Linked DNA regions of Homo sapiens: region 2 is linked to region 1. A link is a contact called in ENCODE Hi-C data. All regions are on one chromosome and are shown on one strand. The core of a region is the stretch at or near the end of the contact, and the rest is flanking DNA. Distances in the headings are between cores, read along the strand shown. Region 1 holds the start of CMPK2 (cytidine/uridine monophosphate kinase 2). Region 2 has its middle 40 kb from the start of LINC01814.

Region 1 (5,423 bases), core at 482-2,981:
TATTCAGTTGCCAATCTCTGTGAACTGGGGTGGGGGGGTGCTATTATTATTCCCACCATATGAATTAAGGAAACTGAGGCAGAGAGTTGAAGAAACTTGCTCAAAGTGACACAGCTAATAAATGCCAGAGTTTAAATTTAAATACACGTGGTTGACCTTGCGCTCTTAACTGCTCCACAACGCTGTCCCGTAAGCTTGGAAAATATTCCCAAGATCCATGGGGGCATCCTCAGGGCTCATCTGTGTCACAGGAGGACATCTGCCTAGCCTGCGATCAGAAAGAATTTTCAGTCTCTTTCTGTGGGTACCTGCTGTGAGTCAGATGTTTCCTTAATCAGGACAACATCGCAAGATGGGAATTGTACATGTCAAAGGGCAAAACTTAGAGTAGTTGAGTAACCTGCACAAGGTTCATGGCCAGTCGGTAGGTAAACACTATTTAAGTCTAAATTTCTTAAACCCCCTAAACTCATGCATTTTCTTTTTCACCCCAAGATCCTTGAATGGTGATCATCAGCAAATAAAATTACTTCCCAGCTGACATTATTTTCCCTCACTCCCGGCAGCCCCTTTACTCCCTCTGTACTGCTGTTGGGATGCTTTTACAGCAAGCATCGCGTGGCTTGGTGTAGGTCTATGTTCCACGTCAGGTTGGAAGATCCTTGCAAACAAGAATCTTAAAAGAGTTGCCTGGCATACAGGACACCTTCCCTACCTGATTTGTGAACGGAAATAAACAAACCACCCAGGCAAGAACCGGCTCTACAGACCAGCCTCTTGGTCCAGTTCTCTGGTCTGAAGGGTTCAGATGCCACGCTGGGAGCTGGAAGCGGACAGAACTCTTACCTCCTCCAAAACGGCCCGGGCGGCTTCCCGGTCCGGGAAGACCACGGAACTGGGCAAGTCTGGCACCACCGGGTGCAGCGGGGGCTCCGGGACGGGCACGACCTGTGCGCAGCCCACCTGCAGCCGCCTGCCGTCTTGCACCTCCCAGAGGCGCTGCCACAGCTGGCCGCGCGGGTCGGCCTCGAACTCGCCCAAGTGCGGGCGTGGTGCCTCCTGACAGGCGCCCAGCAGCTCGAGCAGCGCTTGCCGGGTGTCAGGGTCATCCAGGGGGTCGCGCAGCAGGAAGCCTTGCTGTGCGCCGCCGGCCTGGCCGCCCGGGCAGTAGCAGAGCAGCCTGAGCAGCTGGCACCGCTGGAAGGGGCCGCGGCGCAGCTGGTGCAGCAGGCGCTGGTGCAGCCGCGCCGCCCGGACCCGGGCCCCGCAGCCGGCGTCCGGGGTCACGGGCACGCACAGCGAGTAGCTGCGCTCCGGGGGCCCCAGCAGCGCCGCCAGGCGGGGGTCGGGGGCGTCTGCGTCGCCGGGGGCGTCGGCGCCTAGGGCGAAGTGAGCCAGGGTGCAGTCGGGAAGCTCCAGGACGAAGCGGCGCGGCGGAGCCATGGCCCCAGCGCAGACCCCGCGCCGCCCGAGCAGCGGCCCCGACAGTGGCCCGCGCAGGAGCCGGCGGGCGAAGGCCATGGGCGCCTCAGCGACGCCGCCCTCGGCCCCGCCTCGGAAACGAAACCTGGCGGGAGCCAGGCGCCGGCGGGAAACGAAACCCGGAGGGAGCCAGGCGCCAGCGGGAAACGAAAGCGAAGCGTTGCGGGGAAACGAAAGCCGGAGGCCCAGGCGGGGCAGGAGCCCTGGGGCTGGGGCGCCCTTCCGGCCTCTCCTCCTCGCCGCGAGATGTGCGCGATAAACGGCCGGCGCTCGGGAGCAGACGCTTGGCCCCGGGGCCCCAGGTGCGCGGCTCCGCGGGCCTGCGCGGTCCCCAGGCGCCGGCTCCCGGGGCTGACACCGAATGAGGCCCCGCGCCGTCGGCCCCAAGGTAGCTCCGTGTGCGTTCTGCGGGTGGCTGGCGGCCCCGACCCTGGTTTGAGTTCCTCCTCTGCGGCTTATGCCGGGTGCATGGAGGGGGGCGGGGGTGCACGCGCGAGGGACAGAGAAGTCCCTTCCCGGTGTAACGGGCTCTTCAACGCCCACTTGCAGGCGCACTACTGCCCTTGGATGACTGACCAGGCCCTGCAGACCATGGGCTCCCTCCCCGACCTCAACTCCTAGCTCTGACCACGCGTCCCCGCCCCTCTAATCCTGCAGAGCTGCTTTCCTGCGGGAACAGGGCGCAGTTCTGGCTCTTCCCTCTCCTGTATCTTATCTCACCTGTGCACTCACTCACCTGTGCACACACTCACCTTTGCACACACTCACCTGTGCACAAGCTTTTCCCTCTTCTTGGAATTGCCCTCTCCCTTTTGCTGACTCTCCAACTGGGAAGTGTCGCCCAGATTGGCACCTCGAAATCGCCTTTCTTCCACCAAATTGAAGTTTCCTGCACTAAGGTGAAGTGTGTCAGGATAGCACCCTCTGCCTGCCACAGTCCAGCATCAGCACTGTTGCTGCCTAACAGTGTAACTGCCTAACAGTGTAACAGTGTTTGCGCAGTTATTTGGATATTTTATTCTGTGTTTACTCATTAACTGATGCCTTTTAAAAATGATGTCAAGCAAACCAAAAACAAACAAAAAGATAATATTCTCCAGGGAAACTCTCTCAAAAAAATAGAATTGAGACGAAGATTGAAAACATTAGATGAGCTGAAAGCAGTTTTTTTTTTATGTCTTAATAGTATTGGACTTAAACTTGGGATTATATTTAATTCTGAAAAAAAAAGTCTTAACAAACGTGAAATATAGATAGGTGGTTGGAGTGTGGGTTAATAGGCTAAGAAGAAAGAAGAATTAGGAGTTTAAAATTTTTTAGCTCTTTGAGAATAGAATAGTTTTTATTCTTTCTCAGGAATTTCACTTTTGGACATTTAGCATGTACCGGTGGTTTCACGTGTATGTAGTATATGGAAGTAAGAGTCTTCTAGTTACTCCCTTTTCTTCTCTAAGACAGTACTGCATCCTCAAGCCTGCTTGACCTTTTCCCTATGCCATCCACCTCTCTGGATGTATTAGTCTATCCTGGCTGCCATAACAAAATACCACGGACTGGGCCGCCTAAACAATAGAAAATTTGTTTTCTCAAAGTTCAGGTGGCCAGAGAAGCTGGAGATCAAGTTGCCAGCAGGGTTTGCTTTTTCTGAGGCCTCTCTTTCTAGCGTGCAGACCGCCTCCTTCTCTCTGTGTTCTCACGGGACCTTTCCTTTGTGCTTGCATCCTTGGCGTCTCCTTGAAGTTCCAAATTTCCTCTTCTGGGAAGGACACCAGTCAGATTGGGTTAGGGCCCATCATAATGTTCTCATTTTAATGTAATCACCTATTGAAAGCCTTATTTTGAAATACAGTCATACTGTGAGGCACTGGGGGCTAGGCCTGAGCATGAATTTTGGGGGACATGATATAGCCTATAACCCCCCACATATCTGGGTTAGTAGCCTCTCCTGTGTCCCCCACCAAGGCTATTTGTATCCTCGGACCTTGACACTCCACAGTCACGTGCCAGTCTATTTCCCACCACTGAGCACCTTGAGGGTAAGTAGGAAGACCAGCTTCTTCCTAACTTTTCTCTGAGCCTCCAACTGAAAGAAAACCTGACACACAGTTTGCTAAATGAAGCATCTTACCTTTTTTAATTTAAGTTTTCCTCTCTATTTTTCACCTACCTTCGCCCTACGAAGAGATGTAAAGTTAATAACACTGCAGTATTTGGGCTTAGTCAATATTATATAAGTGTTGAAGATGTTGAAGATATATCTTCATTCATAAATAAAAATTTCTGTTAGATTTTCAAGCCCCTTCAAATTTGTAGGACAGAGACTCTGAGAGCCACAGCTGGATGTTTATATTGACTAAACATGCCTGTAGCCACCCATCGTTGCAGGTGGAAAGGAGAGAAGCTGCAGGCTGGGAAGATACTTCAAAGAGGTGTCTTTAAATGAATGAACAGCACAGCTATATCATAGGAAAAGCCATAATCTTCAACACTTACAGTATTAAACAAGAGAAAATGAAACTTTTCTAGCCATTCTGCTCCTAAGAAAAAAAGAAACAGAATGGGAGAATTAAAAATATAAATAGCAATTAATAAATAATAAAATGAAAAAATAACACTTTGAAAAAGAGCTTAGTTTTTGAAAACATGTTTAAACAGATATGTTTCTAGGTAGTTTAATTCAATTGGAAAAAGAAAGAAAATGCAAATCAGAATAGGAATAAATGAGATGATAGAACCACAAGTTCAAAAGGATACCCAAAAGAGAATATTACAAACAATTCCACATTCATAAAAGTGAATATTATAAAATAAATGATGAGCTCAGAAAATAAGAATTAATAAAATGAGCCCAGGATAGAATGTTGAGTCTATAACTCTGTAACCCAAATCCTAGGCTAGAAGTTAATGAAAGGGCTAAAAAGCACTGAGCAAGTTTCAGAGATCACTTAGTTATCAAGGAACAGATAAGCTCTCTCCCGCATAACCTTCTGTTTCTTTTTTAAATAAAAATTCATTCTAGCAATTTGTGGGCTTACAATTTGAAGAGTATTCTCCTCTCTCTTGGAGTTGGTTTTCTCACAAAGAAATGCTGTTGATACAGCTACCTTTGAGGGAAGAGTTGCCATAACAGGTCCAGCTGCTCACCCCTTGCATATCTCCACAGGAGCCTCAAACCATGATTGCTGTTGGGCCAAACTTTGGAAAGATGACCCTCCAGAGGCTCTTTATATTCATGGTTGGTGATTCTGTTATGTACACCTGGAGCAATACTCCATGACATGCCAGCTTGCGATCATTTTGCACAAACGTCAAGATTAACGATGTGCACCTCATTCATTGTCGGGGTCCTGAGATTTGGTTACTATAGCTGGGCACATGGCAGGATGTGCCTGCATATCTAGCCCTTCATATAATGGCAGACCCTGAGACTCAAACAGGCTTTTCCTGGCCAGTGGTTTCAAACACGTCCTGGTAGTTCACTGCTGGAGGGAGCACACCCTGTGCAACTCAGGTGGTGAAGGACTCAAAAGCTTATGGCTACCCTCTCCAGACTGCTTGACTTACACCTTTTTCCTATTGTTCTTGCTCTACAGCCTTTTAGAGGAATAAAGCCCAGTTGGGAGTCTAACATGCTCCTGAGTCTTATGAGTCCTGTTTGTGAATTATCAAGCATAAAGGTGGTCTTGAGACATCCACACATGCACACACACACATACACACTCATGAAAAGAAAAAAAAAATTTCCAAGATTAGAGCCCACTCTTATTTCAGAGCATGTTGATATTCCATTTTATGCATGTAAATACACAGACACGTAAACCCAAATACAATTTTGGGCCCATGAAGGAGTGAAAGGGAAAGCCAAAGAGGTTAAAGAAGATGTCTGCAACCAACATTTGTGTACAATCACTAACAAAGTGTACAATATACAATGAATTTCT
Region 2 (5,324 bases), core at 820-3,319, 1.7 Mb after region 1:
AGGTTCCTGGCTAGTGAAGTGGTTTGCTCAGGAGTTTTTGCAGAACCAGAAAACTTAGATGGAGCCCCATTTTAGAGATGAGGAAACCGAGATAGAGGATGCTTCGGATGACAGTACTTTGGTGCCTGTGCCACGAATAGCACCCGGATCACCCTGGACCACCTGCCTTTGATGTGGCACGGCAGCTGCATACATTTTCCTGTGCAGGCACTTGGGTGGCCTGAGTTGCCTCCAAATTTGGACATCTGGCTGCTTCTTGGTGCCCCCACCTGAAACCCAATCCACCTCTTCCGAAGCCAGCAGATAGTGAATTGCTCAGTAAGAAAAAGGTCTGTGCAAAACAGGAGACTAGAAAGAAACCTCAGTGCCTCCAGGAACCTCACGTGAGCTCCGTTTGACTCTGCAGAAGCAAGTTCCTTGCTTTTAGAGGAGTGACTGTGGCTGGGCATCATCCAGACCTATGTGCAATTATTGGTCGAAGGCGTCTCTCCCGCTAGACGGAAGCGCTCAGAGAACCAGGCAGTGGAAGGTGCATGACTGGGAGGAATGAAGGATGGCCATCCTGAAGTGGAAGGTGTGTGACTGAGAGGAATGAAGGATGGCCGTCCTGAGGCTGCGCTCGAATGGAGGCTTATTTAACATGGAGCCTCGTGCAAAACACCCCGGAGCAGGCCCCTATAGGATTGAGATCGCTCCCTGTGATCTGCTGCTTCCCTCTCCAGTGGTTTTTATCTTTGAACAGAGCAAATCCTGGCTCCACTCAGACCTGCTCCGTGAGAGCCGAATGCAGTCACTGCACCTGGTCGGGGCTGAGGAGCTTCTCAGCCATTCCAACAAGGCCTGGTCATCGAAAAGCCATGATTTTCTTGCATTCTGGGCCTTGTGACTTCTTGAGACGGGAAAAATGAAGCGCTGTTCCACGATTTTGTTCTCAATCTAAAGGACCATTGCTTTGGAAAGTGGTCAGATTCTGCTTTTGGTTGATTTTAGGATCCAAAACTATGGCGATGGGAAAAAGGAAATGCATTTTAGGATTTCAGGTATTGTCTAAAATTTGCACATGATTATATCCTGCAATCTTAATGGTTCATGCGTCTCATGCTCAACCAAGAGCCTCTGCTGGCCTAAATGATCAAAGCATTTCCAGGAATTATTCAAGAAAAAAAAATCTGCTCCCGTCACTCACCGGCTGAAACCCCCTCAGTGGCTCCCACTGCCCTCAGATGCAGTCACCCTCCTTACTGAGCTTAGTGAGGGCTGCACTAAGCACTTTGCATTATTCTCTCATTGAAGTATCACAACAATCACAAAAGGAACTATCATTAAACCCATTGCATGGATGAGAAAACTGATCCTTAGAGAGGTCAGGGACTGGTTCAAGCTGACTGTGCTGTACAGTGTCAGAGCAGGGATGACCCCAAACCCACCAAGGCCATTCTTAGCACCCGCAATCTCCATGACCATCTCCTAACTCTCTCCCTCCCCCTCATCTATTTCCTACCCATGGATGAAACTGTTTGTGTCTCACCTACTACTACAGTGAGCCCCTTCTGCTTACCTCCCTGGGCCCCAGGCTGGCCCCACTGGGTGCTCCTGGCAGCAAAGTCCATGTCTGATTAGGGAACTTCTTATTAGGAGGCTTCCTTGTTTGCTTTACCCACCTTCTCCAGACTGGGACCCCTGGAGACAGAGCCCTTAGCTCCCGAGGCCAGGTGGTCCCTTGCTGTGCCCAGCACAGATCCTGGTGCCTGGGAGGAAGGCAGTAAATCTGTGTGAAGTGGGTCATTTCATTCTGCATTGGAGGATCATTTTCATGCTCCATAACCCACGGCTATCAATAAAATTAATATTAGCTTCCAGTAAAGTCTAGAGAGGTGCTTCTCACACTAGAGTAGGCAACAGGGCCACCCGGAGAGTCAGGTAAAACTCGGAGGCGCTGGCTCCAGAGGCCCAGACAGGTGAGGCTGTGTGGCTGGTCCTGCCCCCGCCTCTGAGGGGCACTGCTCGGCAGCCAGCAGCCCACCCCTGAGTGCAACACTCAGCAACCAAAGGCACCTGGCTGGGCGATGACTGACAGTGAGGCAGCTCCAAAACTCCCTTCCACAGCATTTACAAAACAGACACAAAGTTTTCTATTTGGAGGAGTCATTTGCTGCAATGGGGGTTTTCCCTTCGTTTTTGGAAATGCCATGAAATAAAATGTTAAGTGTGACTCCAGTATCCTAATCTGAGGCACAGACAACTCACCGCAGTTACACCTCAGAGAAAACATGGGGCTCCCCGGGAGAGGGGCCTCACTCAGCCTGGAGTTATGTTCTGACTTCTCAAAACATGAAACCATTTATATTGGCTCTGGCACATTCAAAAAAAAAAAATTCCCTTATGTCACATGCACGCGCGCGTGCACAGAGATCAGCTTTCGGTTCACAATGAGTGTGCCCCTGGGTCTTTTCTGTGTCTCACTCATTGAAGCCTGGGGGACCAGGCCCTGGGGGACCGACGGGGTGCCTCCGTCTGTGCTCCTTGTCCCTGTTGGCCAGAGCTGGTGAATCACCCGGCCCCAGCAGCCTGCGTCCTTTCCCAATTACCGTAGCTGTCAGAGCTGACTAAAAAACCAGTAGCAGCTGGCAGGAAATGGGTAAGAAAACTGACCACAGATAAACTGTAGGACTCTACAGAGCAGTGGCAGATAGACTCGGGGACAGGAAGTGGAGCTGTTAAGACTCGGCCCTCGCCTGCTCCCGGGCACCTCAGGGCCATCGAAGGGCGCGTGCACCTGAGATGCTGCGGTGCTCGCGTCACGCAATGACCCCGCAGCAGGCACCAGCCACGGCCCCCGAAGGGAAAGAAGCAGTCAGGAGTGGCGGAGAAGCACCCCCAAAAGCCCAGGCCTTTGAGACTCCTGCAAAGGCAGTGGTTCTGCTAGTCCAGGGGTGATGGAATCGCAGCCGGCAGAGCCTGCGCTGTTGAGGTCAAATGACCTGCTGGCCGTGCATTGCCTCACCCGGCTCCCTGAAGCCAAAATGACCAGCTCTCAGGCAGGGAGAGGCCACCACACATTGAGAACAGTGCTGGTGTTGAGGTGGGGAGGCGCTTCTCTGTGGAGTTACAGGTCCAGCGTTTTCAATACTCCCACCGCGTTTCAGCCAATGCCAAGGGCGGGCCCTTCAGAATCCCTAGTGAGGAGAAAGTATCAGCCAGGTGGCATGCTGGATCCTTCCATGCATCATCCCACTCCTGTTCACATACCCTAGGAGGCAGCTAAGACTATCCCCATTTTACGGATGTGCAAAGGGAGGCTCAGGATTAAATAGGCCTGGCCCTGGGTTCCACCACCTATCCACCTATGAGGGGCAGAGCCCAGATTCAAAGTCTGACTGGGGTCTCTGCCCCGACGACCTCTGCTCACAGCGTGCCGCTAGGTGCTGAGATGGGAAGAGGAGAGAAGGGGTCAGAGGAGAGAGGGGGAGTGAGCACAGTGGAGGAGGCTTGCCTGGGCCCTGATGCTTCACCCAGAAAGAAAATGGGGTGGTCAGTGTTTAATCGCATCTTCCCAGTGGCCCAAGCTGCATGTCCACCCAGGACACCATCCCAAGCAGCCCAGCAAGGGGGACCCACCCTCTCTGCACCAAGGCAGACCCAAGGTGCTTCCAGGGGCAGCCAGAACAGGGTGGCTTCTGTGTGGCCTGCTGTGGGACAAGCTGCTGTGACAAGAAGCAGCATCTGCTATTGAACTTGTGACCCAGGCCTTGGTCCCTCACAGGGAGCAGGGCACAGCTGGGACAGAGGGTGAGGGTCCCCTTCCCATCTCTCGGAGGTGGCAGAGTGCACCTGCTCCACGGAGCGTGCGCAGCCCCCTCTGCTGGCGCCCGGTCCAGCTCTCGGGTGAGCTAGACGGGAGTTCAGCTGGGCGTGACTCACCCCTGTTCCTGGAACTGTCTGAAGGCGGGGAGGATGCTGTGGGTAGGCTCTAACTGTATCATCTGGGCTGGGGCCGGTAGCAGATGGTCCTTATAAAAAAAAAAAAAAAGTACTTCCATGTGGGCTTAAAATAGCGCAGCACTCACCATCAGCTGAATGGGGAAATGTACGAGCCAGTCTTTCACGTGGGAGTGGGCACTGCAGGCTGGAGGTTGGGACAAGGGGCCCAGACACCAGCCACAGCGGCCAAGCCCAGGAGGTGGAGAGGAGACGCCTCAGCACCCACGTCGTGCCTGGCCTAGACCAGGCAGGTGGCAGATACGGGCCCAAGCAGGCCCTGCCACGATGATGAAGATGACAATGAAGCCACAGAACCCTCCCGGTTGCCGCATGGGAGCCGGCTGGGAAACCGAGATGCCAGAACACCAGCCGTCCACCACCCTGTCAGCCTCTCAGTCAGTCCAGGAAAAGCCTTTCTTCATCCTGGAAGTCGGGAAATGTGGCTCCCTAACAGGGGGCGGAAACAACTTTTGGTTCTGAGTCAATCTCTCTCTCTCCCCGGGCCCTACAGGAACACAAGAGTGAGTCCTGGAGCCTCTGGAGTCCGCCCCTCACCGATGTGTGTTCTGGGGCAGGTCACTTCCTCTTTCTGTGCCTCAGTTTCCTTATCTGTAAAATGGACGGAAAGCCCCACCTTCTCTAGGGCAAAGCCGAGCACCCGGAGGTGCTCTGTGAAGGAAGCCCACAGCCCTGCCTGGGTTGTCCCTGAGGCCCGAGAGAGCCCTTGGCCCCTTCTTCCCTTTTTAATACGTCCCTTCATCTTCCTTTAAACCATGCTGCACTTTGACATGTAGAGGTGATCACTCTGAAAGTCGGGGTCTGGAGCGTCGCCTCTTGCTGCTGCTGCGTTGATGTGGAGGGAAGGGGGTGACAGGAGGGAAGCCGGGGCAGGGACAGCAGGTGGGGAGTCTCACTCCGTCCAGCCCAGCAGCCAGGGCTCCCAGGCATGGCAGGCCACCTTCCCGCCCTCCTGCCGCCCGCCCTGCCGGGGATCAGCAAATCGGAGGCCAGGTCACTGTGGCCTTTGAGGGGTGGAGACTCTCCCAACTGCAGGGCAGGGTGAGGGAGCTCTAAGGGAGCCACGGGTCCTCAGTGGCTCGCCCAAGGCAGAAGGTTTGTCAGAGGTGGAGGGTTTGCACTGAGCCCACCTTGGTGTTCTGTATGGACAAGCGTGTGGTGTGCTGGTAACTGTCTAACAACCAGCTCCACTGGGGCCTGGGGAGGGGATTAAAAATAGCTCTGATCTGTAGCGGCTGCCAATTTCGGCGGTATAATCACTCCCGCTGAAGCCGGTTTCATCCCCGCTTGTGGAGTTGGGAAGAGACCACAAATGGGCTGCCATG

What was found. Hi-C counts contacts between places; a loop is a spot of excess contacts on that map. Pooled maps may share reads with other maps.
Region 2: a loop to region 1 is called in a pooled map, with 3 times the contacts of the local background. The contact joins the enhancer-like site here to the promoter of CMPK2 in region 1. A Hi-C loop is called at or near these places in 2 of 50 pooled maps.

What each region holds. Positions count from the first base shown.
Region 1 is chr2:6,864,176-6,869,598 of GRCh38, forward strand. CMPK2 (cytidine/uridine monophosphate kinase 2) reads right to left here and starts at 1,732. Exons shown (of 5, transcript NM_207315.4): 1 at 847-1,732. The coding sequence starts at 1,521. It also overlaps a transcript of RSAD2 not described here. RefSeq lists silencers at 1,043-1,482, 1,723-1,992 and an enhancer at 1,503-1,722.
Region 2 is chr2:8,541,227-8,546,550 of GRCh38, forward strand. No RefSeq gene overlaps it. Among named protein-coding and RNA genes, the nearest start is that of LINC01814, 40 kb to the right of the region's middle. RefSeq lists enhancers at 2,168-2,217, 2,228-2,517, 2,492-2,998, 2,999-3,505, 3,168-3,227 and 3 more and a silencer at 3,733-4,027. Within about 2 kb of position 2,070, at least 27 of the 41 ENCODE cell types and tissues checked have a DNase peak (open chromatin) inside an H3K27ac peak, as active enhancers do.